4 separate regions of the Homo sapiens genome follow, and regions 2, 3 and 4 are each linked to region 1. A link is a loop called in an ENCODE intact Hi-C map of the cell type or tissue named here. Cell type or tissue: CD14-positive monocyte. All regions are shown on one strand. Region 1 overlaps MACC1 (MET transcriptional regulator MACC1). Region 2 overlaps LOC101927769 (a long non-coding RNA gene). Region 3 overlaps MACC1-OT1 (MACC1 3' UTR overlapping transcript 1). Region 4 has its middle 140 kb from the start of ITGB8-AS1.

The links. A loop is a pair of places that touch in the nucleus more often than their neighbours do. Peaks named below come from ENCODE experiments on the same cell type or tissue, not always from the same donor. Only the 100,000 strongest peaks of a DNase experiment are listed, where the experiment ranks them.
Region 2: it touches region 1 in a loop (2.4-fold over the local background); 11 of 110 quality-filtered maps call a loop at or near these places.
Region 3: it touches region 1 in a loop (4-fold over the local background); 2 of 110 quality-filtered maps call a loop at or near these places.
Region 4: a loop joins it to region 1, with 4 times the contacts of the local background. A loop is called at or near these places in 2 of 110 quality-filtered maps.

Annotation. Positions count from the first base shown.
Region 1 is chr7:20,197,644-20,202,643 of GRCh38, reverse strand. The region is part of intron 1 of MACC1 (MET transcriptional regulator MACC1); the gene reads left to right. Among named protein-coding and RNA genes, the nearest start is that of MACC1, 17 kb to the left of the region's middle. RefSeq lists enhancers at 978-1,027, 3,114-3,213, 3,244-3,293. In CD14-positive monocyte, CTCF peaks have their summits at 4,448 and 4,649 (motif pointing right); DNase peaks (open chromatin) are centred at 1,083, 1,503, 2,053 and 3,003; H3K4me3 peaks cover 1,222 bases; H3K27ac peaks cover 3,805 bases.
Region 2 is chr7:20,298,783-20,303,782 of GRCh38, reverse strand. LOC101927769 (a long non-coding RNA gene) reads right to left here. Exons shown (of 5, transcript NR_110117.1): 3 at 2,726-2,771. Among named protein-coding and RNA genes, the nearest start is that of ITGB8, 30 kb to the left of the region's middle. In CD14-positive monocyte, no CTCF peak of the experiment used is centred here; a DNase peak (open chromatin) is centred at 1,992; H3K27ac peaks cover 661 bases.
Region 3 is chr7:20,111,867-20,116,866 of GRCh38, reverse strand. All of the region lies in intron 1 of MACC1-OT1 (MACC1 3' UTR overlapping transcript 1), which reads left to right. It overlaps LOC105375181 (a long non-coding RNA gene), which reads right to left. Exons shown (of 4, transcript NR_187885.1): 3 at 2,596-2,715. Among named protein-coding and RNA genes, the nearest start is that of MACC1-OT1, 26 kb to the left of the region's middle. RefSeq lists an enhancer at 1-41. In CD14-positive monocyte, a CTCF peak has its summit at 2,246 (motif pointing left); DNase peaks (open chromatin) are centred at 2,186 and 3,276; H3K27ac peaks cover 1,928 bases.
Region 4 is chr7:20,464,284-20,469,283 of GRCh38, reverse strand. No RefSeq gene overlaps it. Among named protein-coding and RNA genes, the nearest start is that of ITGB8-AS1, 140 kb to the right of the region's middle. In CD14-positive monocyte, no CTCF peak of the experiment used is centred here; DNase peaks (open chromatin) are centred at 603 and 2,613; H3K27ac peaks cover 4,037 bases.

The sequences.
Region 1 (5,000 bases):
AATCAAAAAGTTTTTGGTTCTCATCACAGATAGTAAATCATTTAATTCTCATAAAGCATAGTGGAAAGGGAATAACAATTATTATTATTACTACTTAATAGATGTAAAATTGAAGATTGGAGAGTTTTAGAAGCTCGATCAGGTTTTTTGGTTCCGGGTCCCATTTTCTTTCCTCTAAAACACATTGATTGATTATCAAGGCAAGTATGAAATGTATCAACCACTTTGCTCTACGTCCAAATACAAAGAGGCGTATTCTGAAATCTAGAAATTTCTAAAAGAAGGAAACTAAGTCCATCTCTATGTCATAGCTTTGATGGAAAACACAATCTTGTATCTGTTTCTAATACTTCCCATTTTACAATCCATAAAATGAACTTACAGAAGTTGATTTAACCAAAAGACTGTGAACAAATGGAAGAAGTTTTAGATAGCATTAATGAATTGCTAAATAACTGCACTTGTCTACACTATCCTTTCACTTTGGTATGATTGTCGAAGAAACTATTCACTGGCTTGGATGTGCGGACATGGTTTTGAGACCAGACTCATTTTCTGCTGGCATTTGAACCCAGATAGCTTTTACAAATGAAGATAAATAAAATTCATAATAAAATATTTATTCACACTAAACACCTAGGAGTGTGTGGGAAAAACAGTTTTACTGGGGAAAGGAAATACAGGGGCCAGTTGAAAAAACACGAAGAATAATTACCAGTAAGTGAGGTTTGAAACTCATTTCCTCTACAGGAAGACATGGTTCCAACTGGTACAGAGGTTAAGGTTCACATTTTGCATCCTTGGAGACAGAATCTCAAAAATGGAATCTAAGGTGGTCTTAAGTGCAAAACCTCAAAAGGGTAATTTATAATCCTTGGAGTTTAGGAGTCGAAAACAAGGGACAAGGTGAACTCTGTCCACTTCTCTCCATTCTTACAACCACTTTCCTAGTTCAGGCCACTGCCCTTGCTCTTTGTCTCTAGTTCTGCTTCAACTTTTGCTTTCCACCTTCCTGAAATGTAAATCACAGATGAGATCATGTCATTGACTGAACTTAAACTCCTCTGCGTCTTCTTTAGGCTAAAGTTCAAGTTCCTCAGTCTGTGTTATAAGTATGTCATGACCAGCCTCTGCCTTTCTCTGCATCCTTCCCTCTTGCCCCTCCCCCATCCTTGCCTCTGCCCCTACCCCACTGCTATGCCTCAGCCTTACTGAAGTGCTTGCTGCTTTCTGAACGAGTTCTGCTCACTCTTGTTTTTACACCATTGTGGATCATTTTCCTTTTACCTGAAGCACTTCATCCTGCTTCTCCCTACAAATTTCACTGTGGAGCTAGCATTTGAACCCAGATAGCTCAACCTTCAGAACCCATTTCATAAATTCTGCATAATTAGTCCATGGGGGGGACAGTCTGAGAGCCCCTCTTGGCCTCTTGTATTGCATGATCCTGCTGCTTCTTTCTTCCCTCTCTTTAGTTAAAACCTCAGACTGTGTCACATCCTTCTTTTGAGTGTGACCAGCTCTCATTCACCAATGAGATTCACTTAAATTTGATTCACCAATTCAGATGACATAGTACCACTTCTCTCCCTTTAGAATATTTTTTAAAATTAAAAAACATAATAATAGAAATCCATCCCACCAAATAACACCTAGTCATCTTGGAAGTTTTTAATAGGGAGAGGAACACTTCCTTGGTAGGCTTAGGTTGATACTTTTCTGAATGCAAAATGATATTAAAAATGTGCAGCAGTGAGTATGGCATGGACACTTGACCTGTCAGAATGGATGCTGGCCAGTGTATGGTACTCAGGTATTCTTACTGGATATCCACCCTGCCTGGAAGCAGAGAATAGGCATGAAAATATTGAATGGCTCTTAGAAACTTCCAGGATTAGATAGCACCCATGTTTCTAGCTGGGGTTGTGGGGGATATCTCAGGTATCTGACTGTGCATCAGTGAAAAGATTTCTTCTGGCTCCAGCAAAAAAAGAAATCAGGTGCTGATGGTTGAGTGCATTACTTCATCCCCCTTCTTAGGTAATTACATCACTCTGTCTCTCATGTCTTGTGATGAGTTTGGCAGTTTCCTAAACTAAAAACTTCCTGTAATTAACCTACGCACTCTTGCCTGTTAAATTTTGACAACAATTTACTTTCTCTTCCAGGATTTGTCGTTATGACCAGTAAATTGGTAGGAAATACTGATATCAAAGGTCTCCCAGTAACCTCTTTTTTCCTTGGAAGTCATCGTGTGTTTTCTTTGGTATTTATCAGTATTTTGAAGTATAACTTAATAGTGTTTGTTAATGAGGGATATAACTGTTATCTCTTTATCTATAACTGTCCATTTCTAGTAATCTAGTAATCTTTTAAATCTTTTAAATCTACTAATCTTTTAAATCTAGTAATCTAGTAATCTTTTAAAAGATTCTTCGTGTTTTTTCAGTTAGCCCCTGTATTTCCTTTCCCCAATAAAACTGTTATTCCCACACACTCCTAGGTGTTTATTGTGAATAAATATTTTATTATGAATTTTATTTATCTTCATCTGTAAAAGGAAATACATATATATGTATGTATATATACATACATATGTACACACACACACACACACACATAATGGTATAGCCACTTGTTTATCTTTATTCTCTATCTTGTTAATAATTGTATAGGATTTGGCTAATTCATTTGAGCCTTAAAACTTGGTTTGCAAGGTCGTTTTCCTTTATAAAAGCATGTATAACTCACTACTTTCTGATTGATTCATTTTATAGAACATTTAATTTTATTGTTTAAATTTATTTTTAAGATATCTGTTTTTACTTTAAAAATAAGTTTTTCTTAACTTTAAGAACAAGAAAAAGGTAAAGATTTAAAGTGAATTCTTCATCAACATTTTTGAATGACTCTGTACTCTTTGACTCACCTCTGTGAGTTCCTCTTCATTCACTTTGGTTTCTAATTTCATGTTAGTAAGTGCTCTGCTCTCTCTGTGTGCTTCCTGTTTCATTTGAAGACTTCCTTATTCTGTCATTTCATCCTTATTTCAGAGCATGCCTTCCTGATGATTATGTGACAAGGGTGTGGGTGGAGGATAGTGGTGTTGGAGAGGGCAGGTTGGTTTCAGGCCAAGTGGTTGCCAAGGCATCCATTCTGCCAATCAAGGCAAGCTGAGTGCTTCGCTGCTTTCTTCTGGGTTGAACTGAAGCCTCCAGTACTATCACACACACCAGGTCCCTTCTCCATGTAATATACATAATATTGCTTTAGATAGCTTTGGCTAGGACAATGCTTACTTTTTCCATGAGTATGAACAGGAGAAGATCAAACCTTGCCAACTCTTTATCTGTGGATCACATTTCTACCTTAGTAGCTAATAATTTTTCCTTCTCCTCACAGATTTCTTGTGCAAGCCTTGTATGAACCACATAATCTGTGTCTGTCTCAATTTCTTATCTGCAAATGGAGCTAATAACATTGGCTGCTTTTCTCCTGAGATAGTCCTGAGGATTAATAAGCTGGCTTTCAAAAGCACAAGTGTCTAAGATGATAGGCCCTCCATAAATTCAAATTACTATTATTGCCATTCTCCTTACATACTGGCAGCTGAATAATACACTCGCATAAAATATTATATTTACATAGACCTTTACATTTTGAGAAGTATTTTGTAACATTAACTTAGACAAGCCTTTCTCTCTGCACAGTCTCAGCACCACTCTTCTGTGGATAAAAGATTTGTTAGGCATCCTTGGTGGATCTCTCTTTTTCATTGAGTCTTCATTGTTTTGCCAATTCAAGTTACTATTATTATTTTTTAGTCCTATTCTGTCTCTGATTTGAAGGAATTGTTCTACATCAAGTCTCCTTGTGGTGCATGGGATTTATTCTTTAGATTGAATTAATTAGAAAATATACAAGTAATTTTGGCTTATAAATTGATAACCCTGTAAAAATCTTGCCTTGTTAGAAAGCGACAGAAGAAATTATAGGCGAGGCTGAGATCTAAAAGGAGAGCTCCAGAATGGAGGCTTGGACCAGGGGCAGACCAGGAGCTTATCAAGATACAATTGAATAATCAAAGGGTGGAGCCTGGACAAAATGTTTACTTGTCTGGTAAGCCTTAAATGTTTACATTGGCCAATTGATCCCCTTTCATCTTCTCTTGCCCACTAGGAGACCAACATCCATTAAACTCTAGTTTTTGGCAGTCCTGTTCTGTTCATTGTTTATATCCTGGACTAGCATGATATGCTTGGCTCTTTATCCCTCTATGATCTCCCATGCTGTCTGTGGATCTGATGCCTAATTCTGGTTCAGAAAAGCCCCTGGGACTTTACTTAGGCACCAGTTTAGTGCCTGGTTTTCCCAGCTCCCATGAAAGGGGATAAAACATTGCTTTGATCAATATCTCTTTGGTAATGGTTTGCTTCTCTTTCCACTACTCTCCTCCATACCCACATATCACATGCCCTCAGGGATCTCCAGATGATATGGTCTTCTTGAGATTTCTTGCCAATACCCAGACATCAGACCCTCCTGTCATTCCCTTTACCACCTGGATTAGCCACTGTGGTAACTGGAGGCATTCTGCCCCCAGGCCTTTGCTGTTTAAGGGTTTCACCACCAGAGGGTGGTATTTTCCTCTTAGGATCATTGAAATTGTTCATGTTGAAATGGTTTTTATTACATAAAATATTTCTATAAATGAAGTAGCCTATTTTCTAGTGAACAATATAAGCCTGTATAATATAAAAATAAAAATAAAAACAATACATGGTAGATTTGGAAACATTTCTCCTAAAAGCCATGATACTAAGTCATGATAAATACGTGATTGAAACTTTTCTGTTTCACCTGAAATTGAGTTTATAAATCATGACTTTGAAATTTGAAGCTCAAATAGGGCTTCTTAAACTTTCCGTGATCTATGCAGAGTTTGTCTGAAATCTTTGTTCATCATGCAAGTATATTTTAGTTAGTTTTTGTCTGGAGGT
Region 2 (5,000 bases), 100 kb before region 1:
TGTGCCTGGCCTTAAATGGTATTTTCCAATCAGCCTTTCTAACAAAGAGTAAATGAATTTCTGCCAACATTTAATGATGTAATTTCATTTTCATTAATTTAAAAAAAATAGATTTCTTTTATAGAACTAATAGTCATTTTCCCTTTTAGTAAGTAATATGAAGTTTTCTTTCCAAATATATTTACTTAAGTGAAACACACTGAGTCTGTTTAAAGACAAAGATTACGTGTGGTGGCAGGAGGAAGAGTTAGGATGACTCCCTTCTTTCTGGGTTGCTCCAAGAGGGAAGTGGTGGTGTCATTAACTAAGGCAGGAATTATGGAAAAAAAGCCAGAACAAAAGAGAAGAAAATAAAAACCAAGAATAAGAAATGGCTTGCCTATTATTACTGGATGTGCAACAAAGTTTATTTAAACCAAAGTCCTATAACTTCAAGGACATACCCAACCCACCCTCACATTCTCTCTAATACAGCCAATAAAAGCATGCCATAAAACAACCTCATCATTTCTACAACCTGCCTTCTCACAGCCTGCCATCACCTTCAAAATGCTGGGTGTTTTTTTGTTCTGCTAGGCATTTATCCTAGGTTACATCCTTGGTTCTTATGCAATTTGGTCTTGACTTTAAACGTAGAGCTTTCTTTGGTCTTTATTTTACTGCTTTCACTTCAGGGCACAACTGAAATGCTGTATTCAGCCAAGCTTTTGGACCCTTGGGTCAAAGATCCTGGCACCCATGCTCCTCCAGTAACAGGCAGGCTTGTGTATGTACTTTCTCTCTCTCTCTCTCTGTGTCTCTCTCTCCCCCCATTCCCCCCCTGGAGGATAATCCCCCCTTTGCATGGGGGATTATTAGTGTGTCCTTGAAATATATTGCTTTTTATGTATCATGCATTAAGATATCAGATGTCAGGAATGCAAAGACTTTTTTCTTCTTTGGATATCAGTCAGTCATTCTTTTTGGAGTAATTTAAATTAAATCCCTCTTTTGGAGCAAGACCTTCAACTTTTGATTTTTCTTTTTGAAGCAGATCTCTTTGCCTTTTGAACTTCTTTCTGAGGTTCATATCTGAAGCTATTCTGTCTGTCTTCTGAGATGATGTACCTTATCATATAAAAATGTATGCTGTGGGCTGGGCGCGGTGGCTCACGCCTGTAATCCTAGCACTTCGGGAGGCCAAGGCAGGTGGATCACCTGAGGTCAGGAGTTTGAGACCAGCCTGACCAACATGGTGAAACCCCGTCTCCACTAAAAGTACAAAAAACTAGCCGGGCGTAGTGGCAGGCGCCTGTAATCCCAGCTACACGGGAGGGTGAGGCAGGAGAATCACTTGAACCCGGGGATCCGAGGTTGCAGTGAGCCCAGATCGCGCCACTTCACTCCAGCCTGGGTGAAAGAGCGAAACTCCGTCTTTAAAAACTCCATCTTAAAAAAAAGTATATTGGACATTAGCTCCTTGAAAATGGCTTTTTCGTGCTGAATGTTCATGGTGAGGTCAGTCTGAATTTTAGTAATTTCAATTGACCCCTTCAAATTGAGTCTTAAATTGTCTAAATTTTTAAGTACAAAATTAGTTTGGTCGTATTTTATTAATCATACCTTATTTGTAATCAAATAAAGTACACCATTATTTTCAACAATTTTAAAAATTTTGCGGAATTTGGAGTTATGGTGTTGTAATAGATGCACATTTTTAAATAAGTTCAAAATTTTTATATAAAACTTATATATGTAATTAAACCCAAGAATAGCTGTTCCTTTCTGTTAATAGTCTATTTTTCAGTTATGGGTTTACTTTGGATGAAATTTTGACAGAGATACTTGAGAATTAAAGATCTGAAAATGAATTACATTTATAAAAATACACAAGTTCATACTTCCTATATTACATATAAAAAGATATTTTTGTCATGGGATATTTTATGTTAGCTTTAAGACTTCCATTTTTTAAAAAAGATGAGTCATTTCCTCTGTCTGGGAGATGACTGTGAGTGGTAAAAGTCTGGGTACATATGTTAAGGTCACAGAACTTTGTTAGAGCACAGAATCCACGTTCAGTTTCAAATTTCGTCTTGACTTTGAAATAAAGCAATGGTGTTAGATAAAGAAATGAAGGAATGATTTGACTAAGGTAAACCTTCTGTATCCCCGGTTAGTATCTCCTGTAGAAATAGGTCATATCCTAAGCCTTGGACTTTGAAATTTTCATTCTTAGGTCTATAATGAACCAAAATTCTTACTAAGACAAACACTTCTTGCTTAACTTTTGATTAACTTGCACATGCAAGGACATGAATTTATATTGAAGAGTGATGTCATAGCTGTAACAAAAGGGATTAAAAAAAAAACTTAGGCATTTATGCCAGTCTTTTTCTTTTCTTTTCTTTTTAAACAGAGTCTCACTCTGTCGCCCAGGCTGGGGTGCAGTGGTGTGATCTTGGCTCACTGTAACCTCCACCTCCCAGGTTCAAGTGATTCTCCTGCCTCAGCCTCTTGAGTAGCTGGGACTACAGGTGTGTGCCACCACACCTGGCTATTTTTTTATTTTTAGTAGAGATGAGGTTTCACCATGTTGGCCAAGCTGGTCTCGAACTCCTGACCTCAGGTGATAATGCCCGCCTTGGCCTCCCAAAGTGCTGGGATTACAGGCGTGAGCCACTGCGCCCAGCCTATGCTAGTCTTTAGCTCAGAATTTTAGCAGAGTAAAAGTGGGCTCTACTACCTTACTTAATAGCTGTTACTCAGTCTCTTTCAGCCTTTGGATTCACCTGTGTAAAGAGAGATGATAAAACTTTATTCATTTGTTGTGAAAACTAAATTAAAAAGCATATTAAATGTGGTAATATTTGTAAAATGCCTAGGAGGTCATCTAGCATATAGTTATTGTTTGTTCCTAAGTCCCTCAACTCATTCCTTCATCTTTTCTTCTTTGGAAGACAAAGAGCATATTCTTCCCCTCAATGTAATCCATTTCCTGATGAAAGATGATGTATTTGCTCTATGAAGATGAGTGATAGGTAATAACGGATAGTGATGGAGAATGGCAAATACCAAAGAGATTATGACCTGGGCAAGATATCTCATTAAGCAAGGTTGCTTTCTGCATTCACATTTATTACACACAAAATGAGATACAGCAGTTTTATTTGCATAGTAGATGGAGAACAGAATTTATTTATAAAGCTCTCGATAAACTTCTTAAATGAAGTAAGTGCTTGCAGCTATAGTGTTGGCCTCACCAACACTATGGGCCATGAGCTGGAACATATGGAGAGAATGGGAGAGAAAAAAAAATCAGTTACAGTCTTAAAAGTGAGATAACAAAATAACAATATATGGCAATATAGAAAATAATCATATGAAAAGTACTGGTGACAAGTGCTTGTAGGATTTTAAGCAAATATATATATTTTTGATGATAGTGTATTTGTTCAGGTTCTGGCTGGAAACAACATTCATCTCAAATTGTTCAAATGAAGAGACATTGATGCAGTGGTTCTCAGTCTTGGCTGTACATTGGAAATGCTTGGGGAGCTTTGAAAAGTATACATGCCTGTGTTCTACCCTCAGAGGTTCTGCATTAGTTGGTCTGGTTTGTGGCCTGGCTGTTGGGATTTCTTAAAAGCTTCCCAGCTGATTCTAATATGCAGCTTGAGTTGAGAAACCAGGCTCAACCTCTGAGTTGAAAATGAAAGTACTGCTTTCAGAAGTATGGGCAGTGCTGGGAATTAAAGGATGGTAAGACACAAGAGACTAGCTACACGGGGAAATAATACTACCCTTATGATCAAAGAACAAGAGACACTAGATTGACCTAGTGAAAGCTGGACCAGAGGAGAAGGGGCTATTTTACCTAAGCTATAGTATGAGAGGGGGGTATGCTTCTATTTCCTGACTCTCAGAGCTGAAGCAGGATGTATGAGGGTTCTCCAGAGAAATAGACCTAATAGAATATGTGTGTGCATGTGTGTGCGTATGTGTGTGCATGTGTGTGCGTGTGCGTGTGTGTGTGTGTGTGTGAATTTTTTAAGGAATTTGCTCATGCGATGATGGAGGCTGGCAAGTTCAAAATCTGCAGAGTGGCCCGCAGGCTGGAGACCTAGGAAGAGCTGATGCTGTAGTTCATGCCTGAAATGTGAAGGCAATTTGTTGCCAGTATTCCCTCCTGCTCTGGGGCAAGTCAGTCTTTTACTCTTCTCAGGCTTTAAATTGATTGGATGAAACCCACTCATATTATGGAGGACAATCTGTTTCACTCAAAGTTCGGCAATGTAAATGTTAAATCTCATCTGAAAACATCATCATAGGAGCATCCAGAATAATTTTTGACCACATATCTGGGCAGTGCAGCCCAGCAAAGTTGACATATGAAATTAATTGTCACATAAGGAGGGAGAGGAGAAGAAATAGTCCAGCTTCTTTTTCTTCTCTCTCCCCTTCCTTTGGCCAGCTTCCCAGGACTGGCCAAAGGACTGGCCAGAACTGAATGAAGAATGAGTACAGGATCTGAGGGGCAAACTGAAGATGTCCTGCACATACTTCTAACTCATTTATCACAGGCTTGATTATTATTTTGAAAATGCCTTTTCTATTGTTAAAATTCTCATTTGGTTAGGTTGAGCAATATTATGACAGACTCTTGAATTTATTTTTTAAAATTATGCTAAAGACTTAGTGGTTTCTAAAATGATTTTCTAATGATCTTTGCTGAGATGGTTTCTCGTTAGACTAGAATAACATAACAATGTTTGTGTCACCAATGCAAATGCAGTTTTTACTAACCAATAAGAGCACTGCTAAAATTTATTTTCGGCTTAAAAGAAAATACTATTCTATCTAATTTTATATTAGATGGTCACCAGGAAGCTATGGTGACCATGAAGGCCTCCTGCTGTTTCTTAACTTCTAGCCCATGCCAGTTGGCTCCAGGCTTCAGGGGAATGAACAGTTGTTACAGTTAGCAACAGGCAGTATAGTAAGTATGACTAAATGTGGGG
Region 3 (5,000 bases), 86 kb after region 1:
ATTAAAGATGATAAAATACATAACAAGATACATGATAGTCTTTGCCTCACAGGGATCTGTTATTTAAATATGTGGTTTTCCTTCATAGTCATATCTTATACTCACATTTGTCATATGCCCTAACATCGAGGGATATCATTTATATGCCTAAAGATAGCAGTATCTTACTGAAAACTAGAACAAAACATGATGTCAGGGAAGAAAGTAAAGTAATATGTAGTTGTATAATAGATAACCCTTCAAATACATTTTTTTTTTTTTTAAACAGAGTCTTGCTCTGTCACCCAGGCTGGAGTGCAGTGGAGAGATCTCCATTCACTGTAAGCTCCGCCTCCTTGGTTCACACCTTTCTCCTGCCTCAGCCTCCCGAGTAGCTGGGAATACAGGAGGCCACCACCACACCCAGCTAATTTTTTTTTATTTTTAGTAGAGACCAGGTTTCACCATGTTAGCCAGGATGGTCTCGATCTCCTGACCTCGTGATCTGCCTACCTTGGCCTCCCAAAGTGCTGGGATTACAGGCGTGAGCCACCACACCCGGCCCCTTCAAATACATTTTAAACATATAAAATTATTGTATATTACCTATGACTGCATGCATATGTAAGTAGTGAAAGTATGTAAGACATGCGTAGGGACAATGTATGACTATTTCAGAAGAGTGGCCACATTTAGTAGAAGAAGCAGATGGTAGTGAGGCATTAGCCGTTTTTATAATGTTTCTGTTTTTGTTTTCTAAAGGGGCTTTAAACCATATGTAGCAAAGTATTAATATGTGTTTAGGTATTTTTGTACATGAGTACTTGCATTAACAGTAGTATATCCCATACTTTTCTACACGTTTGTTTTATCTAAATAAAAGTGAATTAAAAATTAAAGCCTTAACCCACTTTTTCTGCTAAAAGCTTCCTCATCAGGCAGAATCTCAAATCATTCACAGCTAATATTTACATTTAGTAGTTGAGAAATATTTTTCCATCTGGCATTGAGGTAAGGATGCTATTTTTAAGACAATACATTATTGTGTATTACTATTTTATAAAAGATAACACATATGCCATGAAGATAGTATGCAAGGGACTGAGAAACTTTGAAAGTGCCACAGTTTTCCTCTAAAACATTAAAATTGCACAAAAATTCTATAAATGAATTACTTCCCTTACAGAAAGGTATGTTGTCAAATAATTTTGAAAGTAGGATCAGAAAACTGGCTTCTAGCTCAGTTCTGCTAGTAATAGTTTAAGCATGGGCAAGGTGGTTAACTTTTCTGGTTCTTCACTTTATTTGTAAAATGAAGATATTCTTTCTAGCTCTGAGTCCTCTCAGTAGGTGGTAGAGTGGCGGAGTGTAAAGGAAGTAGGTTCAGAAGTCAGACTGGGGCATGTAAGAGCATTTACAGTCCCTATCTTACAGGGTGTTTATGAAAAATTTATAAAATAATAGAAACACGTCCTTAAAATAGTGCCTGGCAAATATAAAAGGGCTCAGCTTTTTTAATTGCTGTTTTAAAGTGTTGTGATTCAGTATACTCAGAACCATGCTAGGCTTGTGAAAGATTATAATACCAAATACATTGTTTTGGTTTATCACTTGTATATTTCCACTATTTTGTTACATCCCAGAATTGAAAGAGATACAATAAGTATAGTACATGAGATAATTACTAATCCATATAGTCTCTAAGAAGAGTGAGGTGGTGAGGTTCATCCTCAGTCTAGAAGAGGAGCTCAGGGATGAGACATGCCTGTGATGGGGCTTGGACTGAGTCTAAAAGGATTTAATGAGTAACGTGGAAAACTAGCTTAGTCTTAGTGGCCATTCTTACCTCAGTCTCTTCTCAGTTGTCAGTGCTAATTATTGCAATGAAATAACAAAGTCCTAAGTAATTTTTATCACTAACAAGGAGAGTTCTAGGTTATGGGAAGAATCTGACTTAATTCTTTACAACCTGGGGCATGGATTGATAATTTATTTCTTAAGCAGGAAGTTTATGTGCCAAAATTTGCATGCCTCTACTTAAAAGCATGAACTCTATTTCTTTCTAAAACTCAAATACTCTTTCCAAACAAGCTGTTTGTAATCTTCTTTGCCAGGCATCTCTCTGCACGCTCATCACTTTTCTCTTGCCCAATGAGGCAGTGCACTTGGTTTTGTGCTTCTTAGATTGAACCAGGAGGAGAATTCAGCTGTCACCAACAAAGAGGAAGTCAGCCTTGAGCAGAGGGTTACGTCACTGTCTAGAATTGTCAATGCCTTCCCCCTAGAGGAAAGGCAGCTTCTCTTAGAGAGCTAACCATTAAATTAGATCCTTTTAGAAATCAGGCTCTGGAAGAGTTTATTCAGAGTCTCTGGCTAACTAGGCAATGTGGTGAACTGCAATAAGCAAAGTTTCCCAGGCAGGTGGATCTAGGTTGGCTCTTCCTCCTTCAAGCTACTGAGATTATTGTGGCAAATTACTTACCTTCCCTGAGACTATTTTCTTATTTGTAAAATTGGAATAAAAATGAACCTACCTTATTGGGCTATTGCAAGGATTAACATGATAGTTCATGTATAGTATTTAGGAAACTAACCAATAAAATGAAAGTTACTTACGTGTGTGTTGCACATAATTTGGTATATCTATATTAGTTCCCATCCCTTTGCCCTTTCTTCTCTTTCCGAAAAGTAAATCAGTGTTTCAAAATAGTAGTATTGATGTTTTATATTTATTCTCTAGAAAGTATAAAGAGAAAATTCAATATAATCTCAAATATATTGAGATAGTGACTCTTCAAATTCAGTATAATCTTAAACAGTAGATATAAAACTCAAAATTCTATTTGATCAAGAGAGAGAAGACTACTATAAAGAGAATAGAATGGCACACAGTTTTCTTTTATATCAAGCCAGCTGTTTAGGTAGGTAATGGTGTTTGTTTCCCCAGTCCACATTGTTACCCACGTTAATTAACATTTTGTTTCTGTGAGGATCCCAACATGCCTTTGCTGATACCCTTGAACGTGACCTCCTAACATCTAAGGTTTTGTTGTGTTTCGTTTTGTAGTTGTGCATATTTCTCATGTTGTTTGATGTAAAAGGATTTTGAATGGAGATGGTACTTAATGAGTTAAGTGATCTCAGAAATCTGATTCAGAATCCAAATTGAGGTTTTTTTTTTCCTTTTTGGTCCCATACTAATCATTTTGTTCACCTGAGCTGACTCTCTAGTCACAAACTAATCAAGTCTTTGAAACGCTTTCATTTCCTCTTTTATGCTGTCTTTCACAAGGAAGCAGGAACAGAGTACTAGTTTTGACAGAAAGGAGCCACTGCTGCTTTTTACATCATGGTCCTCTGTGTATTCCCAGTGTGACACTGCTCTCAGAAGAGATGGCTAGAAAGCAGCTCCTGTGAGAGTGGCCCTGAATATCAGGTAACTTTTCCAGTGCTGAGGCATTTCTAGAACTCAGGTATTTTCTTCTGTTACCCTTGTGTGGATTAAAACACAGAATATTCAGACCCCTCCTGGAAATGACCATGATGAAACCATAGATAGCTAAGGAGAGCAAGGACATAATTGTGTGCTCTATAGTGTATTGATACCAGGTAAATCTAATGAGAAGAGATTCCATAAGTGATTCTCATTTTACCAATGTTTTCTTTTCTGTATATCTAGCTACCTTAATCATAGTAATGATAAAAGTTCATTAAACACTATATGCTAGGCATTTCTACTGTCTTAACATTCATAGTACCTACCTATGAGGTGTAGGTACTATAATCATATGCACTTTATCTATGAGGGCACTGAAGCACAGAGAAGTAAATAGATTATAGTCATACAGCTTGTAAGTCTAAGTGGTAGGCCCTGGAATCTAACTTGAGTCTTTGGACTGTAACTCCAGCAGAACCAGATTTGGAGAATGTACTTGCAAAAGGCTGCAATTTGTCCAAAGCTGCTGCTGCTTCCAAATGTCATTTGGATTGTGTGAACAAGATAGTTTTGAAAAGGGAGCTCCCCACTGAGATACAGGCTTTCTTTAGAATAGCCTTGCCTCAGCTCCAATTACTTTAGTGTTTAGCACATGCAGTGAGGCTCCTAACTCTCTCTCAATCTCAGATGGCTGTAGGGATTATTAGACAAGGCATATGTGATATTAGGCTGCTATCTGAGGACCTATTATAAAAAGATTATTTTCTAAATTTATTATAAATTTTCTCTGGCATGTACTAGATATGTTTGTTATTTTAATGCCCAGCTGTTTTTTTCAAGGATTCATTCTTTTTGGAAGATAAATAGCAAGGTGCAACAGAGAGTACATATTTTCACTTTTTCAATGTGCATACTTCATTATGTATATAAAAAGATAGACAACATGTTTTGGTGCTAAAAAAGAATTACAAGAAGAACCTGAAATCACAGAAATATGCTGTGTGTAACCAAGTCAATATAGAAATGAAAAAGTATGAATCAGAAATACTTAGAGGAAACTCATTTTTCACCTTTCCTTGGTAATACTCAGTAAAGGAAAGGGCTTTTCTAGGTATAGCTCAGAAGGAAATGAAAAGGGTTTTTTTAGAGAGAGCTCAGAAGGAAACAAGCAGTGATATCATTCATTCCATGAGGAAAACTCTAGTTAATGGTAACAAGAAAGTGACCCTTCGTCATTGAGAACATTTTCTACTTTTCTTGTGACACAATACAAGACACCGTGTGTATTTTTTTTTTTTTTTTTTTTTACAGAAATGTGAATGAATGAAAACAAATGTCCCTTTCCTCAGATCCTATATGGGAACTATGCTGGGGCACTTAATGTTCTACTGGGCTTACCATTTCTTTCAGTGAAGTTAATGATCATGCATCTTTACAACAACATGGATTAACAGAGCACCTGGAAAGTCCCTATTTCCTGGTTTCTGTGACTCAATAAACTTATAGATATTTTCACATCATAAAGCATCTATGCTTTATGCTTCATCTAAGACCTTAGAATATACCTTAAACAAACTGTAACTTC
Region 4 (5,000 bases), 270 kb before region 1:
TCCTTCCTTCAAGCTAAGTTTATGTGGAAAGTCCTCCAAGTCCTCCAAAGACAGAATAATGATTTTTTAAAAAGGAAGGAAATAATAAAATAATTAAATGAAATCTACTGATTTGATTTTCAAATAGGAGAGAGGAAATGATATGACTTCAATTTTCTTTTAATTGCCTTTAACATATAGCTTTAAATAAGGGACCACTCAGTTGGGAAACTATCAGTCTTTTTAGGAGAGTGACTTTCACACGTGTTGAATAAATACAGGAATGTGTACTTCCATCTTTCTCCCAAAAGGCAAATAAAATATCTTGGCGTAAAGAAGAAGCTGCAGGCTGGGCACAGTGGCTCATGTCTGTAATCCCAGCACTTTGGGAGGCCGAGGCGGGCGGATCAAGAGGTCAAGAGATCGAGACCATCCTGGCCAACATGGTGAAACCCCATCTCTACTAAACATATAAAAATTAGCTGGGTGTGGTGGCACACACTGTAGTCCCAGCTACTCGGGAGGCTGAGGCAGGAGAATCACTTGAACTCGGGAGGCAGAGGTTGCAGTAAGCCAAGATTGCGCCACTGTGCTCCAGCCTGGCAACAGATCAAACTCCATCTCAAAAAAAAAAAAAAAAGAAGAAGCTGCATTTCTTGCTGCAAATGGACATAGGAGTGTCCTCATTAGAACTTTATCAGAATTGGTCTTAGTTTGCTCATATACATGTAAGTCTTCCTTACTAAATCATAAGCCCTTGAAAGCAGGGAGTACATTTTCCTCATCTTTATTTGCTTAACATTACCCAGTGCAGGGCCATATACATGGAACAAGATCAGTAAATGCCAGCTGAAGTAGCATATTTTGCTTCTCTGGCCTTAGCTCATAGCACTTGTAATAGTTGCTAGTATTGTATTAAATATGAGGATTGCTGCTTAGTGTCTAGCCCCCAATGGACTGAGAGCTTTGTTAGGGCACAGATAGTACTTGTCTTGTTCACTGCTTTATTCCCAGGAACAAGCACAGTGCTGGAGTGTGGTGTTTGCCCAGGAACTATTTCCAGCACAAATGAATGCACAAACGGATAAAGAAACACAGCTTCAGTATACCATCCATCTCTTGGAACAGGAAGGTCACAGAGATGCTTCTCTCTGCATGAATAGTAAATCTCATCCTACAATCTTTCTTTCGCAGTGATAATATTGACTATCATATTATTCTGTTTGTAATCTGACATCTGAGTCTTAGAAAAGTTTCTGGGTCCTACTGCCCCTGGACCTTTCAAGAATGTGAAGTAGGTTGCCTAATGAAATACAGGACACTCAGTTAAAAACTCAGATAAACAATGAGTAATGTACACTATAAAGTAGAATTATGTTATATTTAAATAAAAAGTTATTCTTTATCTGACATTCACATTTCAGTGAGCATCCTGCATTTTTATTTGTGAAAGCTGGCAACCTTGAAGTAATTTTCTGTGCAAGACTAAGAAGACTGTCTGCCCAGCAAAGTTATTTCCTAGTTTAGGATCCTGTCCTAGATTTCCTGTCCACATGGGATATGTTCGATGCAAAATCTGGACCAAGAGAATTTGACCTTTCCAGAGCTTCCAAGTCCCCTTCCTATAGGCTATTCTTCTTGTAGGAACCATGCAGAGACCTCACGTACCTCATGTTTCCTTCGTGGCTATATGTGGTCTCAGAAAAATTATATCATAAAGTCATTCCTATTGAGATATAAATGGCTGATAAGATTCATATATTACTTCTATCAGGTAAATTTATGCTGTAAATGGAAACCGTCAAAATAAATAATAGATAATTAATACTAACTGTGGAATTCGAGAATTTCTCTGAGTTGTTATTGGAGGTGGTTTTAGGTAAAAATTGCTGTTGTGTTGTTCTCTTGAAATTAAGCATTTGGTGTTTGACTACTATATCCTTTCATTTGTGTACATGTAAATCTGGGGTTTGGGCCCCAGAATCTTGGAGGATAGTTAAGAGAAAGGGTTACCGTAAGTGCTCAAGGCTTTTTATCCCATGACCAGAGAGGAAAAACAGAACTCTGTCTAGCTTGATATTAAAAACAATTATGGAGTATCTTTACTTTGCTACTGTTCTTTTTGCTAAGTATTCTCATATGTCATTCTTGGAAAAATTCTGTGAGGTGGATCATATTATGTCCAGATTTTAGATGAAGCAATTGAAGATGAGAGAAGTTAAGTGACTTGCCCCAAGCCAGAAAGATTGTAAATGGCAGAGCTGTGATTCAAACCAGGGTTTTTTTGACTTTGAGGTGATCTTTTTATCACACTATGGTGGCCACTTATCCCACAGCCTACTTCTTGGGAATCCCCAGGTTCTCCCTTGAAGCTATAAATGTGGGCCTAGGGTGTGGCTGTTGGGCAGTAAATACCCCATGGTTAAATGACTTTTGTTTGCAAAGTTTTGAGAAAAAACAGTAATGCCAGATTGCTTTAGTAGTCAAGGACAGGAACATGATTCAGAATCATATGCTGTTTGGAAACTAAATTTCATTGCAAGTTTTTCTTTTCAAGAAGTAAATTTCTCTTTATCCATGGGTAAAGTCATGGTGGATGAAAGGGATCCTGACATCACCACTGAGATTCATTTCCAAGGTTGTGTTAAGGGGCACTTAAAGGGGAAGTGAAGCAAACTTGTGATGTAAGGGAACTTCGTCTTTGATGCCCTCTCACTTACCCTTTAAAGCAACCTCTTTCTCCTTCCTCATCTTAGCACTGTCAGGCCTGGTTAACAATCTAGAAGGAATCTGAAAAAATATTCTACTCTTGGGCTAACTTATGAGTACTCAGAATGGCACCTATCCCTGGGATGTGATAATTTTAATAGAGAATATATTAAAAAGGAATAAAGAGTTGAATTTCTAAATGGTACCATCCTGGATATTAGGGTGGATCAATGAGGAGGGTCTTTTTGGATAGGAAATGACTGCAACCACACTTACTAGGCAGTACCAGAGGAGAGCGAATGTGTAGTAGAATTAGATATTTTATATTCAGAGTTGGTTCGTATTATTTAATTAGTAAGTTAAAGTCAGTACTCCATGACTTAGAGGTTGTAGAAATATGGTTAAAATAAGCAAATTTTAAAATATGAACTTAAATGCTCTATAGGATTGATAAACATTGGAGTCAACATTTGGCCTGTTGAAAAGAAAGCAAGACATAGTAGTCCCATTTGTAAAGTAGGAATTCAGGGATTGTGGTTTGGGGTGTGTGTGTATGTGTGTGTGTGTGTGTGTGTGTGTGTGTGTGTGTGTGTTTTGAGTCAGGGTCTCGCTCTGTCACCTAGGCTGGAGTGCAGTGGCATGATCATGGCTCACTGTAGCCTCAACCTCCTGGCCTCAAGCATTCCTCCCACATCAGCCTCCTTGGTAGATGGAACCACAGGTATGCACCACCATGCCTGGCTATTTTTTTTTTAAATTTTTTTGTAGAGATGGGGGTCACTCTATGTTGCTCATGCTGATCTTGAGCTCCTGGGCTCGGGCAATTCTCCTGCCTTTGCCTCCCAAAATGTTGGAATTACAGGTGTGAGCCACTGTGCCTGGTCAGTGTCCTTCATCTTTATGAAATAAACCACTAAGAAAAAAAAATGAATAGAATTTGCTGCAGAAATAATTAATAGGGAATTTTAATACTGGATTTATTGATGGAAAATTGTCTGGCAATACTGAGATTTGCTACTAAGGAATATCTCTTCGACTAGAATGTGCTGTGATGTAGTAGAAACAGCCAAGTTTTAGAGTCAAACAGACCTGGCTCTTTTTATGACATTGTATCAATTACTTAATATCTTTAATCCTTAACTTCCTCCTTTGTAAAATGGCAAGAATGATAGATAACTGAGTTATTCTAAGAATATTCTAATATCTAAATGAGATATTAGTTTAAAAATGCCTAGTAAATGAATACATAAGGAGGAGCAGAATTACAGGGAAGGGTATAGGGAATCAGGAGTTTGGTATTAGTCACATTAAGTTTAAGATGCTTATTAAAGTTTCCTGGGAAGTCAAGAGGTGATGAATAGATAAATTTAAGATCACTTAAAGGATGAGAGAAGTCTCTTGCGACTCAGCCTTTGGGCCCTCAGCATTTGGAAGCTGGGAAGATAAGGAGAAATCTTCAAAGGAGATCAGGAAGAAGTGGACAGCAGAGAAGAAGAATCAAGTGAAAGTTTTATGCTAGAAACCAATGGGGAAAAAGTGTTTCAAAAAGCAGGGAGAGAGCAACTATACCAAATGTTGCAAGTCAGAGGAAATGAGGACTACAAATTATTTGATTAGGCAATGTGGAAATCATTGGTGGCCTTGACAAGTTATTTCATGGAGGGGTAGAAACCAACAGGCTCCTTCTTAACCCTTGCAGGATCAAGGACAAGGTCTTGGAGGTCCTTGCATCAGATATCTAAATTTTTATAATTACGAATCAAGATAGAAAATAGCAGACATCATGTGAGCACTACACAATAAGCATAAGAAACAGGCCAAGAAAATAGCAGAAATATTGGTCCTGATGTAGTCTAGCCATGGAACCAATGCCAGCAGTCCTTGTCTCCCACCAAGCTTGACAAGAGAATAGAAAGACCAGTTCTCCTTCTCTCATCATCACACTGGGAAACATGCCGGAGGCTGGCAATCTCCTGAAGATGCTGTGTGGGTTCCTCTCCTAGAAGCACATGGATTGACGGTAGTGGGATAATACACAGGCTGCTGGGCCTTGGGGATGCCAGGTGCCTGCAGGGGTTGTTTGCGAACAGAGCTCCCTTAAGATCCATAAAATGGAGGAAGTCATGAGACTAGTGAGGGGCCACGCTGGAGTGCTGCCTCACCCTCAGAGAGAAAGGGGATCCCCAATCTCAGATAGTTTGTTGTCTGGAGTGAGCTCCCAGTCGTCTGGGGGCAACCTTGATCCTGCACTATAAGGTGTTCTGTTATTTGCAGCTGAACGAATTCTAACAGATTCACAGGCATTCAATAAA